Regions from separate parts of the Mus musculus genome. Here region 1 is linked to region 2. Evidence: chromatin loops called from intact Hi-C (ENCODE). Cell type or tissue: left cerebral cortex. All regions are shown on one strand.

Region 1 (8,000 bases), 220 kb after region 2:
CCCTTCCAAAAAAAAAAGAAGCCTAAGCACTGTAAGTCCTAACTCTCTGCAATGTTGGTATGTCTGATCTAGTGTGCTCTATTTATACTCAGTGGGGTTTTGTCCTCTTTCCTGTCTCTGTATTTGCTCAACTAGAAATCCAATTAGGAGGCACAAGTAAAGCCCCAGATTTTCCAATAGTAACATTACCGTGTTCTTTTAGTAGCTAACTAAAGATTTAACATGGAGTCCTTAGTAATATCATTTAGAGATCAGTTTGTTTTGTTTTCTTATTGTTGTTGTTTTCAAGGCAGGGTATCTAGGTGTGGCCCTGTTTGTCCTGTCCTGGAACCCCATCTGCAAAAAAGGCTAGTCTTGAAAGCACCTAAATCTGTCTGCCTCCGCCTCCCAAGTCCTGGGACTAAAGGCATGTGCCACTACCACCTGGCTATAGATCAGTTTTTAACCAATATTTTCTTTAGTAGTATAATAAAATTGTATGTACATGCACATGAACTTAAGGGGCTGGAGAGATGGCTCAGTGGTTAAGAGCACAGGCTGCCTTCCAGAAGTCTCAGGTTTGATTCTCAGCACTCAAATGGTAGTTCAAAACTGCCTATAATTCCAGTTCCAGAAGATCATGGAACCAAAAGATATCAGTCTCAGAGACCAGTATTTCAAAACTTGTTATTATTGTTTCCAAATCTAGCTTCAATACAGTATCTGTTATAGATGACAGCCAGGATGATTCGTACTATATAGTCATGTGTCTCTGAGAGAAATGCTTATAGAATGAGTAGAAAGAGCCAGCCACATCTGAGAGGAGGGTTGCCATAGATTCCCAGGTTGAATGTGTCTACTAAATGAATACAGCTATACATCCAGAGAGCTAGGAATTTTAACGCATTTTCAAAATTACTACTGTGTCAGAGGAATACTTTATTATTATCTTATACATTTTCTTTTGTATAATAAAACAAGGGAATCTAAGAGGATAAAGATAAAAGCTATCTTTATCCATACTCCTTCGTGCAGGATTGTCCGGGTCCTTTGAACAACTTGAGTTTATCCCTGGTGGATTGCACTAGTGTCTGATCCTGCTCTGCAGTGCCAGGATTTCCTTTGCAATTATAACAGGTTTATACAGAACATGTCAAGATGAGTTTGTGTTAATGGGAATAACAAAGGACCTAGCTTTGGAACTGCTATGAGAGAAGGTTAAGCATGCTGCTACATACCTATGATCCTAGCACTTCGTGAGTAAAGGCAGGAGAATTTCAAGTTAGAGGCCAGCCTGGGCTACATAGTGAGGTCTGTCTCAACCTACTCCCCTTAAGAAAAGAATTGTTATAAAAATTGAGCTATACTATTCCATAAACCCTAAGAGAATATATTACATGAGTTAGTGTTCAGTAAGTTTGCTTAATAGATTTATCATTATTTTCAGAATAGTGGTCAGAGAGGTGATTTTTGTGGAAATTACAAGGTGAACATAGTCATTGCCATCACATTAGTGAAATCAATATTACATAGGCTAGGGTGCAATTAAGTGGTAGAGTGCTTGCCTTATATGCACAAAGTCCTGGGTTCGAAACCCAATGCTGTAAGAATGTCATTTAGGTTAGAGAATGTGACATGCCTCAGATGATGTAATCACCTTCTCTGCCTGTTCACACACACACACACACACACACACACACACACACACACACACACACACACACACACCTGGTTTTTTTGAGACAGGGTTTTTCTGTGCAGCCTTGGTTCTAGAACTAACTGTATACCAGGCTGGCCTCAAACTCGAAGATCTGCTTGCCCCTGCCTCCCTAGTGTTGGGATTAAAGGTGTGCGCTACCACTGTCTGGCCCTTCCTGTCTTTTCTAGGCAAAGAATGTCTCCTATCCAGGAAATGCTTTGTAGCATAACACCAGGTTGCCTTTCTGTGCTGCCATCAGCTTCTTCTTGACAGGGTCTTACTCTGTAGCTCAGGCTAGCCTCAAGCTTGTTGCAGTCCTGCCTCAGCTTTCTAAATGCCGGCTTACGGCAATGAACCACTATGCCTAGTATATTCTCCCTCCTCTTGCTTTCTGTTTTTTACCTGCCAACAACCCCATACTCACCACGAGCACTGTTTACCTTTTCACTCAACTCTTTCCTACTTTCCTACTTGACCTAACCTCATTGTCTGGGCTTTGTGTGTGTCTGTGATTTATTGGTTTCCTTTTCATCAGCAGTCACTCTGAATGGTCAGTCAGCCTTGAACTGGAGAACTGTTTCTGTGTTTTCTCATTTTTTTTTCCTTTCTTTTTCTCAGTTTCGAGTATTTACTGCTCCCTTCCATAAGGTAGGCTTTGCTGATTTCTGGCTGGCCGATCAGCTGAACAGCCTGTCAGTGATTCTCATGGACCTGGAATATATGATCTGCTTCTACAGTTTTGAGCTTAAATGGGATGAGAGTAAGGGCCTGTTGCCAAATGATCCACAAGGTAGAGTATGATTTTGTATTCACACTGCTGGATTGCCAGCATAAACCAAGAACTATTGGGAATGATAACTGCAACAGTTAAGGTCATGATGAAAACTCATCCAATAGCATTACACATGTAATTAAATGTGCTTGGCACTCTGCTAGCAATCTCCTTATTGAAATCATTTGGCTTTTAAGTTGTGTTAGGGTTTTAGTCAACCATTTGCCAAGAAATTTACAACTTACACTTAAAGAATTCTGCAGTTATCTCTCAACGTTCATATGTGTTGGTAGCTATATCACAAATCCTAGAGTGCCAGCAATTTGTCCTCACAGAAATGCTCAAGATGCCATTGTAGGTGTCAGTGATCTAAGTACTGATTGCTTAGAATCAGGTCAAGTGCCTTGAGAACATCCTGGTCAATTCAGAAGTCTTGACCTTCTAGCTCTTTACCCAGGCTTGGGTAATGCCAATTTCTGTAGTTAGCATTCATAACAGGTCTAATATAGACAGTTCTATAGCATATTCTCACAAAAGATTATGATACATTGGGTGTGGCAGCCTACCAAGCCTCTGTAGTCCCACCATTGAGGAGGCTGAAACCATAGAATAGTCCCTGGACAGCCTGGGATGCATAATGAAATCCTGTCTCAAAAACTACAACCACTCCAAAGCAGCAATAAAAACCAATAATGAAGCACAGGCTTGTTCTTAATTAGAAGGGAGGCCACAGAAGATGTACTCGGGGTCTGTTTTATAGTAGCTTGCCACTTATAAAACTGTCATGGTACCTGTGATGTTTTTAGGTTTTCCATATGTTTAAAGTCATAGAACAAAGCACGTGTTTTTCTTCCTTTTATTCTTAGACACTTTTCCTATAGCTTTATTACACTTGAAACAAAAAATAAAAAACTTTCGATTCTAGGATACTCAGAAATCTCAAAGAACATATTTTCCCGGTGGTCGCCTTGGCTTATCAGCCACTAAAGACCGTGAACAAATGGCACCTGCACAGGAGAAAGTGACTGTGAACCCACAGGCTGGGGTCTTATGCACACACTGATGGGGAGTTGTACTGTGTGACTAAAGGATGTGAACAATTCATCTTTTTGAACTGTAATTTTTTTTCCTTCTTCTTTGAAATCTTCACAGAACCAGAATTTTGCCACAAATATTCATATGGTGTGCGAGCCATTGTTCAATGTATTCCAGCTTGGCTTCGCTTCATCCAGTGCCTGCGCCGGTACCGTGACACGAGGAGGGCTTTTCCTCATCTAGTAAATGCTGGCAAATACTCCACAACTTTCTTCACCGTGACATTTGCAGCCCTTTACAGCACTCACGAAGGTATGCTGAGCTTTTGACATCTTAGCTCTTACTTCTCAAATCTGCTTTCCTGGACTTTGCCATCCCTGCTGCTGGTTCTGCTGAGGCGCCAGACCCTGGTTATCTCAGTTTAGCCTTGAACACAGTTTTAATCTCATTTCAATGGATATTAGCAAATATCATGAACAAGACTTGCAGTCAGTTGGGTAAGAATTGTGATGTTGTTTGAATCCTGACTGATGCTCAATGGCTTTAACCTATGGATGCCTTGGGTTTTCATTTACTGGTTTAGAAGGTATTTTTGAGATTTCCTTGTTCATTAATGAGGTTAAGAGATGGCTAGGTGCACAAGAATCCCTCTGGCAATCAAGTATATTTTTAATCATTTTCTTTCACCAACTAGTAAGGATTGTTTCCAGCCCATTTAACTGCAAATTGAGTTCTCTGATCCCTCTAGTTTCTCGTCTCCATGGCAACCTGCTATTACTTGCTACTGCTCTTCTGTTGGGAAGAGAAAAAAAGCTTTTAAGTTCAGAGCCACATGCTGAACACTCCTTTTGAATTTTTAACCTTTCCCCAAGAACTGTCAATCAGTGATTTCCCTTCCTTGTATTAAAATGCTTTCCTTCTTTGTCTGCTGAATAGACAGCGTCAGCCCACACCTTGAACAGTGCAAAGAGATGTGACTAATGCAGATGAGTAGAGTGCTTTTTAAATACTCAGGTAAATCGTTCTCAGTAACCTTTTTTGTGAGGCTGTATTGGGAGATTTATTCAGAGGTACAAAACTACTGTTGCTCTAACTTGTATCTGATGTCATGACAGACGAGGACACAGCACCATGAGATTGGTGCCTCTGAGCGTATACACTAGGACATAGATTCTGTGCTTAGAATAGTATTGATAAATGTAGCCAATAATTTTGCCACCAGGTCACCATTCTTGCTAAGTGATAGGATGTGATTGAGTACCTCAGTGAAGGAAGCATCCCCACAGCTCCTATAATTTTAGTTCTTGCTAGGGAATGCCAGTAGTCAGTACCAGCATGCACTGTGATTTATAAAGTTATTAGAGAATTTGTAAATTTGACAATTAATTTGGTGCAAGATGCTATGTGGCTCCTTTTGCTAAATTATCAGAGACACACCTGCCTCCCATCTTAGGTAAAAATGGCTACTTGAATATATTATACTAGTAATATATTCATTAAGAAGCTGAAAGTTGCCCAGGCTGTTGGTGCTGTTGACACAAATACAGTACTCACTTCAGGAAATAAGAGATAGTTTATTCTTGAGGCAAACATAAGTAACGGTAACCTGGGAGCACAGATTCAGGTTGTAACCATTGGAAGTGGTTACGTTAGATTTTATTAGTTACAGAACAAAGAAAATCATAAATGAAGGTATTTACTGAACACATTGATGGTGACTACAAGTAAGCAGGCCACGGCAAACCCAAGGGAAACTCTGTAGAGGTCTGGGATGTCTGATAAAATTTTTAGCTTTTAGATTGGTAAGGTTAGTGTTCTGCTAAGCATACATTTTAGGGCTATAGCGATAACTCAGTAAAATGCTTGCTGCACAAACTTGAGTATGTGAATTTGGTCCCCAACACCTATGTAAAGGCTGTGCATGGCAGCAAGCACCTATAATCCCAGCTCTGGGGAGATGGACATTGTGACTTGCTTGCCAGTCATACTAATCATGTCATTGAGCTCTAGGTTAAATCAGAGACCCTGTCTCAAAAAATAACGTAGAGAATGACTGGGGAAAACACTCAAAGAACACATTTGACAGATTTCCGTAGCCACAGAGTTGTTCAGATACAGGAGTGGACAGCGAGTGGCTTTAAAGGGACAGTGTAAGTAATCTGGTCCAGGTGTTCTCACTACATACAGTCAAGAGGCTCAGCCATGACGTGCAGCCTCAGACCAGCCTAGCAAGACCCTGTCTCAAAATAAGTATAATGGGGAATGTAGCTTACCTATTATTATGCATGAAGTTCTTGTGTTCAGACCTCAGCACAGTGTAAGAAAAAGTACAAAGAAGGCTGGGATGGGCCAGCAAAATGGCTTCACAGGTAAAGGCACCTGCAGCCAAGCCTGACAGCCTGAGTTCAGGCCCTGAGTACCCATGGTGGACGGAGAGAACTGCCTGCTTCAGGTTGTTTTCTGACCTCTGCATTTGCACAGTTGGCGTATGTGGAAATGGATGTTCTGTCCTCAGTATCACAAGGAGTTGGGGAATGCGAACAGAGGTTTGACCCAACATAATTTATCAATTTATCTTTAAATGAAGCAGTTCTGTACTAGGGGGGAAAAATATATATATATATCCTATTTAACTATAGTTTAATGTGTAGTTTTACATTGACATATTTGATACATTGATGACTTATCTGCTACATATATATGTAAACTGTAAATTATATTCTTTTCTCAAAAACAACAAAAAAGATGTCAGATTATATCCTTTCACTACAAGGTGCTAAGAGAATTTTCCCCATATCTGTCTTAAAATTATTGGGCTTTGTTTAGCTATAGATACTAAGGAATGGTTAGATTGGTAAATTTTATGGAGGTTTGAAAGGCTTCAAAATAGAGTACTACTTTGTATAAGCAGTGTATCAGAAAAGCCCCCAGCAGAAGTCTCTCACATAGCCTGATAGGCCCCAGATGAAGGCTGATGTCCAGATGACGTGTAGCTGAGGATGACCATGAACGTCTGGTCCTTCTGCCTCCACTGCCCATGTTCTGGGAATACAGGTGTGAGCTGCTCTGCTTGTCTCTTTATTTCTTTTTTGTGATACCAGGATTGTGCTCAGGGCCTGAGTGTGGTGTGCCAAGCAGTCACTTTGCCATGGGGCTCATGCCAGCCTCACCTTGCAATGTGAAGGAGAAGCAATCCTGTTTCCTACTTCTGTTTGCCTTGGCCCCATTTGTCATGACTGTTTTTGTCTCACACATAGCCATATCTTTAAAGTGGAGATAATAATACCTATGTCTATTTACTTCACAGAATTTATTTTAAGACTTGCTCCTGAAATCACAGTATAGACTCTATAGGTGTGCTACATGAATGGCATGGAGAGGAAAATGGAGAGACCATTTATTGTTTATGTTGGTCATATTCCTAAAGTTTTAAAAATATTTTATGATTGCTGCATATTGAATACATCAATAAGTTTTTTACCAAAAAGCCTAGAACTTGGAATGACAAAATTTTTAACATTTGAATTGTGACCAGGTTTCATTTTTTTCCTTCCTTCCTTCCTTCCTTCCTTCCTTCCTTCCTTCCTTCCTTCCTTCCTTCCTTCCTTCCTTCCTTCCTTCCTTCCTTCCTTCCTTCCTTCCTTCCTTCCTTCCTTCCTTCCTTCAAGATACGGTCTCATGTCAGGTGATATCAGTGCATGCCTTTAATCCCAGCAGAGGAAGGTAGATCTTTGAGTTTAAGGCAACCCTTGTCTATAGAGTGAGTTCCAGAATAGCAAGGGTTACACAGAAAAGCCCTGTCTTGAAGAGGGAGGGGACAGGGGGGGGGGGGGACGGGAGACAAGGTTTTACATAAAAATTAACAAAAGACAGGGCCGGGCCACACATAGGTCCGGCTAGCTTCAAACTCATTAGGTAGCAAGCATGACTTTGAAGTTCGGATCCTCTTTTCTCTGTTTTCCTTCTTGGGTGCTGGGATTATTACATGGATGTGTAACAGCACCCAGTTTTATGTGGTGATGGGCATCAGACTCAGGGCTTCATGCATGCTAGGCAAACATTCTACCAATTGGGCCATTGCCTCAGCCTTAAGTTACGTTATTTTCTTGAACAGTGTCTTAAAAAAACAAAGACTTTAGAAATAATAACTGAGTCAAAAGAATGAAGTCAAAATGACTAATTATGTAGATACTTTTCTATTGAGTGTGTGTGCTGTTGCAAAAGAAACATTATGAGGAAAGAAGAGTAAAACATCATGTCACAACCTTGCTCAGGCTCTGATGTGATTCTTTTCAAAGAACTAGCCTGCCAGGGTTACCATAGTAACAGCATTATATTAAGTGCACTTTCAAAATTGTTATGGAGGTTGTTTTATACAGTGCTGCGTGATTTGTAAAAATGGAGGTGTACGCATTAACTCTGTACCTAGAATCAGTTTTGAGGTGAGGATTTAGGCAGCCTATTTAGGGAGATTAATCATGATAATATTTCAGTTTGGCCTCTTTTGTTATATTA
Region 2 (8,000 bases):
GTCTGGGAAGGTATTCGGGAAGGTTATGCTGAGCAGGGTGACATCATGAAGAACAGCTTCGAGTAATGCTGAAAAAAAAAAGCAAGCCTGTGTTAGAACAAGCTTGGACAAAGAGAAAGTGAAAGAAAGAAAGGAAAAAGGAAGAGAGAAAGGCTGGAAGCAGGCTAGAAGGAGGTCTTCCTCAGAGACCCGTTATTCTCGTTATTCTCCTGTGCCCTTTGGTTCCCATTGATTTCGTGATAAATTATGCATGACCATCTCCACTGGCATTCGGACCCGGCAGTGAGAAATGATGGATGTTCTGGTGACCCGCGTAATTTGTTTGGGTTCAAAACAATTGTCTCAGCCTGTTGCTGAAATCGCTTTCACCGTCTCTACCCACAGTTGAAGGGCTGAGCGGGGCCCAGAGGAAGGAGTGACGGCTGAGATTTCAGCACATAGCTCCAGTGGAGCACCTGCCACTACACAGAACACAGAGCTACAAAGCTTTAGTCATCTTTATCAGAGAAGAGTGAGCAGCACTCAGTTCAATCACATCCGGTAGAAGAGATGAACCAGACACACACCGGGTCCTCTGGAGTGGGAGAGAAGAAATGAGGTAGGCTTACTGAGGGAAAGGAACAGAAAGCAAGGCCTGGTCTGAGCCTACCAGCTCTGCTGGCCCTTCTCTGTGGAGGGCTGGGTCGGGCAGCAACAGAGCAGGAGGCTGGGAAGGACGGGGAAGCAAACATGGCCACTAGACAGCCATCACAAGCCATCATGGACTCTGGGCACCAGCAATCAGGCCTCCAAAATCTGAGGGCAAGAAGAAGGTTTAATCACTCACAAAAGTATTGAAAAGAGAAGTTGTTGGCATTTGTATTTGTCTTCTGGTTTTCTGAACATACATGTAATAGTTTCCACGTCCCCCAGTGTCTGGCGTGTCACAGGTTTTGCCTAGCTCTAGAAGGCTGAGGCAGAGAAAAGTTAGGGGCCCTGTCCAAATGCATGCTTAGGTCCCTTCCAACATAGACAGAAGTTGAGCTAGAGAATTAGAATTAGGGAGGGGGAAGAGTAGAAAGAGGACAGGAAAGCTGAGAAGAACAAACATTCGCAAATGAACAAGCAGGAGACGGCCGAAGAAACTCTAGATGCGTCAGACAGGTTTCTGCCCTTGAAGGGCTTCTGTAAGAGGCGGGAAAAGATGAGAGGCAGTAGTTCAAATCTTGCCACTGGCAGAATGTAGAGGGAATCTCTTGTGTACGGTATGGAACTGGGGTACGGCGGAATAGCCCGAGGTGACAGCAGAAGGGGTCACAACCCAGTGTGGAGACCCAGTGTTGCCACCTGACGTGATCTGGGCCTGAGAAGAACAGGGGTCTGGACTCCGGCATAGGAAGCCTGTGTGTAAGGGCACTGCCCTAAAACGGAGCCAAATCTGAGGCAGTAGCTGCACTTGCCGCAGTGGCTGGGCCGCGACTCGGTGAGTTACTCGGTGAGTGTTTGGGCTGCCCCTCCGGGAGAGTCGTTGCAGCCCGGGGCACAGAAATATTTGGAACACCTTAGAGTCTGTCCCATCTGGAGCCAGAGTACTTTTGTGCTGTTGTTAATCTGCACCCTATCTGCATCTGAGGCTGGGGACCTGAGGATCCTCCTGTCCCAGGGAGGAAGAGCAGGCCATAGAGCCACCGTGGACAGTGTGGTTGGCTTTACAAACATGCCGGGTACGGACTAATTAAAATGTGCTACACCAGCTCTGGGTGAGTCACCTAATGTAATCAGAAGTGACAAACTGCTCCTGGCATAGAGCCCACGACAGCCTTTCTGTCCATTTGCAGCCCTGGGTTGATTAGCTCAGTAACTAACAGTGTTTCAGGATTGTATTTTTCTTTCTACCTGTGACAGTGTAAATGTGATAGGTTCCATTTCTCTTCCAGATCCTCTTGCCTTTGCTGGTCTCTGTTGCTGTCTGTGGTACATCCATCACTCCCAGGTTTCAAATCCTGCTTCCTGCTCCATCTCTTCCTCCTCCAGCCTCCCCCCTCTCCTGCCCCCCCCCCCTTAAGCACAAGCAAAGCCCAGACATTGCCTGTCTCCTCTCCGTAGTAGAGCAGCGCTAACACAAAGCAGTTGTACGTAGCAGACTTTTCCAAAGATGTTGTGGCTAATGAGAACAGACAGAGCTATTATTGCCTAGAGCAGGAAATCATTTCAAGTTTAACATCAGATGTTATTGTTCCTAGAAACGCGTTGGCCATTCCTTCTGTGAAGAATCTCTGCCTGTTTGTGTCCCTCCTTGGCATCCCCAGGGCACTCTGAAGCCAAAGCTGTCTAAAAGGAGATCAAGAAATATCCCATCTGTCTATATGGATGGAGCTATTATTTATTAAGAGCCAGGGACTCTCCTAACCACGTACTGTATCTTTCTGAATACTCTGTATGCTTTCCCGTGGGACTCGTTTTTTTTGTGTGCAGTCTCCTGTGGGAGTTTTTTTGTTGTTGTTTGTTTTGTTTTCTTTGAGGAAACGTGAGAGTTGGGATCTGAACCCTGCTCCTTCTTCTCCAAGCCCGTGTTTCTAATTGCTATGCAGCTGCCCTGTACCGCCCCACACACTCCTTAGATCATCAGAATTCAGATCTGTTACTTACCCCTTAACTCAGCAAAGTTTTCTGTAGAGTCAGGCAAAAATTCCCCTAACATTTTCTCCCATGCAATTGAATCCTTTGCTCTGGCAAATCCCCCTCCCCCTCCCCCTCCCCCTCCCCAAGAGAACTTTCCTGTCCGCTCTGATCTCCTTCCCAGAGGCGCCTCACTGACTCTTCTAGATAACATTTTGCTGTCTCTGTCCCTACTCCCCTTTCTCCTACTGTCAGCTCACCTAAGGAAAGAGCCTCATTTTATCCTGGGAACTAGAGTCTGTTCATTTGTTCTACCCCTCTTTGAGGCAGGTGAACCCAGCAGGCAACAACACACCGCATCTCTCAGGTATTTCTCCCACAGTTGGGAGCAGGAGAGCGCTGGAGCTAACGCTGTATTTTCTTCCTCTTATCTCCTCTGCCTTCTCAAAGCTGGGCTTGGCATTCCATTAAGCCAGGACAGTCTGCCTTCCTGTGTCCTCATAATTCTAAATTATGTCCTTGCCATTGACTGGGATAATAGCCCCAGATAAGAGGGAGCTTTTGCATGACCTTGGCTCTGACAGACGCTCACGAGAACCAAGTCTGTATAAACCTGAGGGGAGAAATGACAACTCGGCGGCTCGAAGGAACACACAGTCCTGTCTCCAAACACCAAGAGACGATGAGTCACAAACCAGTGAGCAGATTTTAGAGAGTGGGGTGGGCTACCTATTTGCCTTTTTTTTTTTTTTTAAGAAGGAGAGAGAAAGACATGCCGCCAGTGTTGGAGTGCAGTGATCTGTGAGATAATGATGGAAAGCAGACAGGGGAAGCCAGGTTATAAAAATGTTGGGCAGGAGATAAGGGGTCCAGGTGGTCAGGAGCAGTGGAGCTGGCCTGAGAGAAGACTGACTCTGGCTAATGAAGGCCTGTGGCCACATTCCTGGAGAACAGTGGGAGAGGGTAAGCAGGCCCCAAGTAGAGTATAGCAGAAACAAAGGTGGGGGTGGGGTGGGAGAGAATGAGAGCGGCCTGTTCAAGGGACAATGAGTCACCCACTTGGCTTTTCTGTTCTCTCAACAGCTGCCACATAATAGCAGGCATCTAACAGGTTATCATTTCTTCCCTTAAAGATCTCAAAAATAAAGTTAGAGACCCAAATTCTCAATTTGGAAAATTCTCTCGTGATGTCAGCGCTCAGAGCCCGGGGAGGTGATAATTCCTGAGGCCAAGGTGAACCTGGGCCCTGGCAAAGTTCTCACCCTCGCTGGCTGGGAACTCCGTTTATTTAATGCTCTGGTGATTTGGGGATTCTGTTTTAGGAAAACCTAAAAATAACCTGGTCAAATCTTGCTTTAATTAGTAAGCATCGGGGTTGATTCTGACATTCTCCTAGCCGATCACAAGCTTTTCCACTGTCTTACTTTAGAAGCCGTGGAGCCAGGAAGTGTCTGTCGGCGGGAACTAATCCTGGTCACATTACTACACAAATGTCCCGGTGGCTTCACATCAGTCCTGCTGGTCTCTGCAAACTTCCAGGTATGTGTTCAGAGAGGCTGGGTTGTGAGTTCTTCTCCCTAGACACTACCGAAGCAGCCCCAGTCCAAGCCTGATGTAGGGGGGCGGACGGGTCTTCTCTGTTACAGAAGAGGCTGCTTTTCCAGAACTCTTTATTGAGGAGCTCGCTCTGCATCTGGCTCAACCTAGAAAGAATCAATCTTTTACCTACTATCATTGTTTCAAAAGCCACTTTTTAACCAGTCTCTCTTTCCTATTGGTTACTGTTTATCTCCAGTGCATTCAGATAGGGAATTGTTTTAACAAAGAAAGGAAGGAAGGAAGGAAGGAAGGAAGGAAGGAAGGAAGGAAGGAAGGAAGGAAGGAAGGAAGAAAGGAAGAAAGAAAGAAAATAAAAAAAGGAAAGAGAGGAAGAAGAAGGAGGAGGAGGAGGAGGAGGAGGAAAAAGAGAGAGAGAGAGAGAGAAAACACTTGTCAGTGTACGGAAGGAACACTTGAGATACCCTGTTCTCTTAGTCATCTGGAAATGCTAGGGAAAAACCAGCTAAGCCTCCTGGGTACATGAAAGTCACCTTTCCCCAGCTCAAAAATCACATTTCAAAGGGTGTTTGGTGCAAAAGCAAGGCAAGTAAAACCTACCCACAAAATAGTGTTAAGGGGAGTACACTGTTTTCCACAACAGAGCACAGCTGGTCTGGGACACACTCAGAAACAGCAGTGAGCAAACCCGACTGCAGGGAGCCAGGTGGCCTTGAGCAGAACACCTAACATCTCTCCACGTTCTCATTTCATTTAGAAATCAAGTGGGAAACACCCACTGTGCTTTGTCTCACGGTGACCAAAGGAAAAGAAATACGTCTAAAAGCACTTTGTAAACCTCAGGGCTTTATCGGTAACGCTTAAAGAAATCACAGAGGTGAATATTTGGGGACATACCTGGTGCAAAGCTTTATTTGTAAGTGGGTAGGAGTGGTACCTGTGAGCATACACAGGTCAAAACAACCCCCAGAATTGGTTTTCATCTTTAAAAGGTTACCAACTCACTTATAGTGTGTGTATATGTTACATGTCTGGGGGAGGAAGTGTGTAGGTCAGAGGACAACTTTTTGAAGTCATTTTCTCCCTCCATCTTTATACATCTTTTCATGGGTTCTCTGAATTGAACTTAGGTTGTCAGACTCTCTCATTATTATTATTATTATTATTATTATTATTATTATTATTATTATTAATTTGAGACAAGGTCTCACTATGTAGCCCTGGCTATCCTAGAACCCATGGTATATATCAGACTGGCCTCTAACTCACAGAGATCTACTTGGCTCTGCCTCCAGAGTGCTGGGACTCAAGGCACATGCCACTATACCCAGGCACATGCCACTATATATTTATTTTTGTGCTTTTTATTTTTATTTATTTATTTTTCTTCTGAGAACATCTAGGGATGGAACTCGGTTTTTCATGCTTGTGAGGCAAAGGCTTTTTTCTCAGAGCCTCTTTCAAAATGGCACTGTGGGGTATCTGCTATTTTATGTGATTTAAATCCCATGATTAGCAGGTTATTAATTAATACCCTAAGAACATACTGTTCTGCTATTACTTTGTCTTCCAGACGAACCATTTATCTCCGTACTTGTCGCTTAGGATTCTCTCCACGGAGTAAAAATGTTTGGAAGATCTGGGAGGAAATGGAGTGACATTTTTCTAAGTGTCTTCTGTCCAGAGACAAAGAACTTTCTCTTAGACCTCATAGGACAGTTGACCTGACAACATGGAGCAGGTCTAGAAGAAGGAGAAAATACCCTGAGAACAACTGACCAGGAGAACTGGAATCAACCAGTTAGAATGCCTGGAGAATCCCAGTCTGGTGAGGGAGGTCCTTCCGGGGTGAACAGAACACAGGAAGACTCCATGGTCCCAGGGAGGTAGAGTGGGAGGCTGCCCAGCCCCCTCCCTCAGCTCCACTCCCTTTTGAAGCCTAATCAATAAGAATGTCACAGAGGCGCTTTTCTAAGAAGGCGATGATTCGTGATTCAGGAAAAACCAGGGAGCCTTGGGAGGCAAATCAATACCCCAATCTCCTAGTGACTGGCGTGCTCAAAACATCCAATAGCTTGGGGTCCCCTTCTGGAGCTTATTTTCAAACTGATTTCTGACTCATTTCCATTTGAGACAAAACCATTACACTAGTTGATGCTAACAGGCAGGAAACTGGGCCCCTAAGTTTGCTAAATGAAATATTATTTCTCCCCTGCCTTTCCACATCACCGGCCTTTGCTTATTTGGTGAAAGAAACCAAAGAACATTTTACCTCAGTCCTGACAGCTCAGGTTGACAGCTGCCACAGTCTTGTGGGACCCTCCTCAATGCCCTCCTATATTTACAGGACAAATAACCCCAGGGTTTCCCTCTCAAGTGAGCATTTGAAGGACCCGCAGCCCTGTAGCAATGTAGAACCAGATGGGTAGTGTCTGGTCAGGGCCCTACTCTATCCCCACTCTCTCTGCTCTCTACTGAGCCTGCCTCTACTTCCTAGTGCCTGAGGCCCTGTTCTTTCTTTATCTACATTAGTTACAGCAGCAACAGCTCGAAGACTGTTTTGTTGTTGATTTGGTTTGGTTTGGTTTTTTCCTATAAAAGAAGTGGAGAAGGAAATTTTTCTTTGAGTGGCATTTTGACTAACAGAGAGTGAGGTCATAGAACATTTCTTTTTTTGAGGCAGGGTTTCTCTGTATAGCCCTGGCTGTCTTAGAACTCACTTTGTAGACCAGGCTGGCCTCGAACTCAGAAATCCGCCTGCCTCTGCCTCCCTAGTGCTGGGATTAAAGGCGTGCACCACCACGCCCGGCTGAACATTTCTGCATCTACCTTGGAACAATGGATTATTTATACTTCACAAGTAAATGGAAGATAAAGCTTGGTACAAAGAGACAGTTAACTGTCTACGTATTAAAAACTTCCGAGTAGCCGGGCGTGGTGGCGCATGCCTTTAATCCCAGCACTCAGGAGGCAGAGGCAGGAGGATCTCTGAGTTCGAGGCCAGCCTGGTCTACAAAGTGAGTTCCAGGACAGCCAGGGCTATACAGAGAAACCCTGTCTTGAAAAACCAAAAAAAAAAAAAAAAAAAAAAAAAAACCCTTCGGAACTAGAGAGGTCTGCCCCCCACTACTACAGATGAGCAGGCATATGGTGGGGGATGGGAAAGAGAAGCTGAGTGGGTTTTGTACTAGGAAGAAGGCAGAACTGGGCACTCAAGGGTGGTAAGGAACAGCCTGATGTGAGTAGCCTGTGCTGCCACCTGAGGCCCTGGGGATGTCCCAGCCCATGCTGCTGCAGAGGACTATGTCTGGGTCCATGACCCTACAGTAGTAGGGGTCTGTGTCGATGTCTGTGGCCCATGCTACCACAAAAGGATGTCCCTGGTTTGGGCTGGGGCCATGTTGATGTCTGTGGGCTGCACAGAGCTCCCTCTGCCCCTTGCCTGGGAGAGGTGGCCCTGATGGTGTGAGCTCAGGAAAACTAGCAAGCTAACCCAGGCCCAGATTCAAGGCTTTGAGCTGGCTTACTCCAGCATCTAGTCCATCTATGAGCTGTAGGAGCCAGAGAAAGGGCTGGTCCTGTATAACCAAAGGTGCAGGATCTCCATGACACCGGGCAACAACAAAATATCCTAGAGGAGTCCTGGTGAGGATCCAGTACTGATGGTGTAAACGGGAGCCAGTGTCCTTGAACCAGACCTTTGTAATGAACATCTGCCACGAAAGCTGTTTGGGGGTGGGAGGAGAGGTATACAAACCACGTGACACACCACAGTTTCCATAGCAAGATTGTTTTGTTTGGTTGGTTTTGTTTTCTTTTGGGGTGGAGGGCAGATACTGAAGGAT

Evidence for each region. Peaks named below come from ENCODE experiments on the same cell type or tissue, not always from the same donor. Only the 100,000 strongest peaks of a DNase experiment are listed, where the experiment ranks them.
Region 1: a loop joins it to region 2, with 3 times the contacts of the local background. A loop is called at or near these places in 37 of 42 quality-filtered maps.

What each region holds. Positions count from the first base shown.
Region 1 is chr1:155,303,419-155,311,418 of GRCm38, reverse strand. Xpr1 (xenotropic and polytropic retrovirus receptor 1) reads left to right here. Exons shown (of 15, transcript NM_011273.2): 10 at 2,297-2,468; 11 at 3,603-3,797. Among named protein-coding and RNA genes, the nearest start is that of BC034090, 63 kb to the right of the region's middle. In left cerebral cortex, no CTCF peak of the experiment used is centred here; a DNase peak (open chromatin) is centred at 4,260; H3K27ac peaks cover 351 bases.
Region 2 is chr1:155,523,163-155,531,162 of GRCm38, reverse strand. Gm5532 (predicted gene 5532) reads left to right here and starts at 4,052. Exons shown (of 2, transcript NR_132128.1): 1 at 4,052-4,137. In left cerebral cortex, no CTCF peak of the experiment used is centred here; DNase peaks (open chromatin) are centred at 1,717, 3,183, 3,734 and 3,971; H3K4me3 peaks cover 311 bases.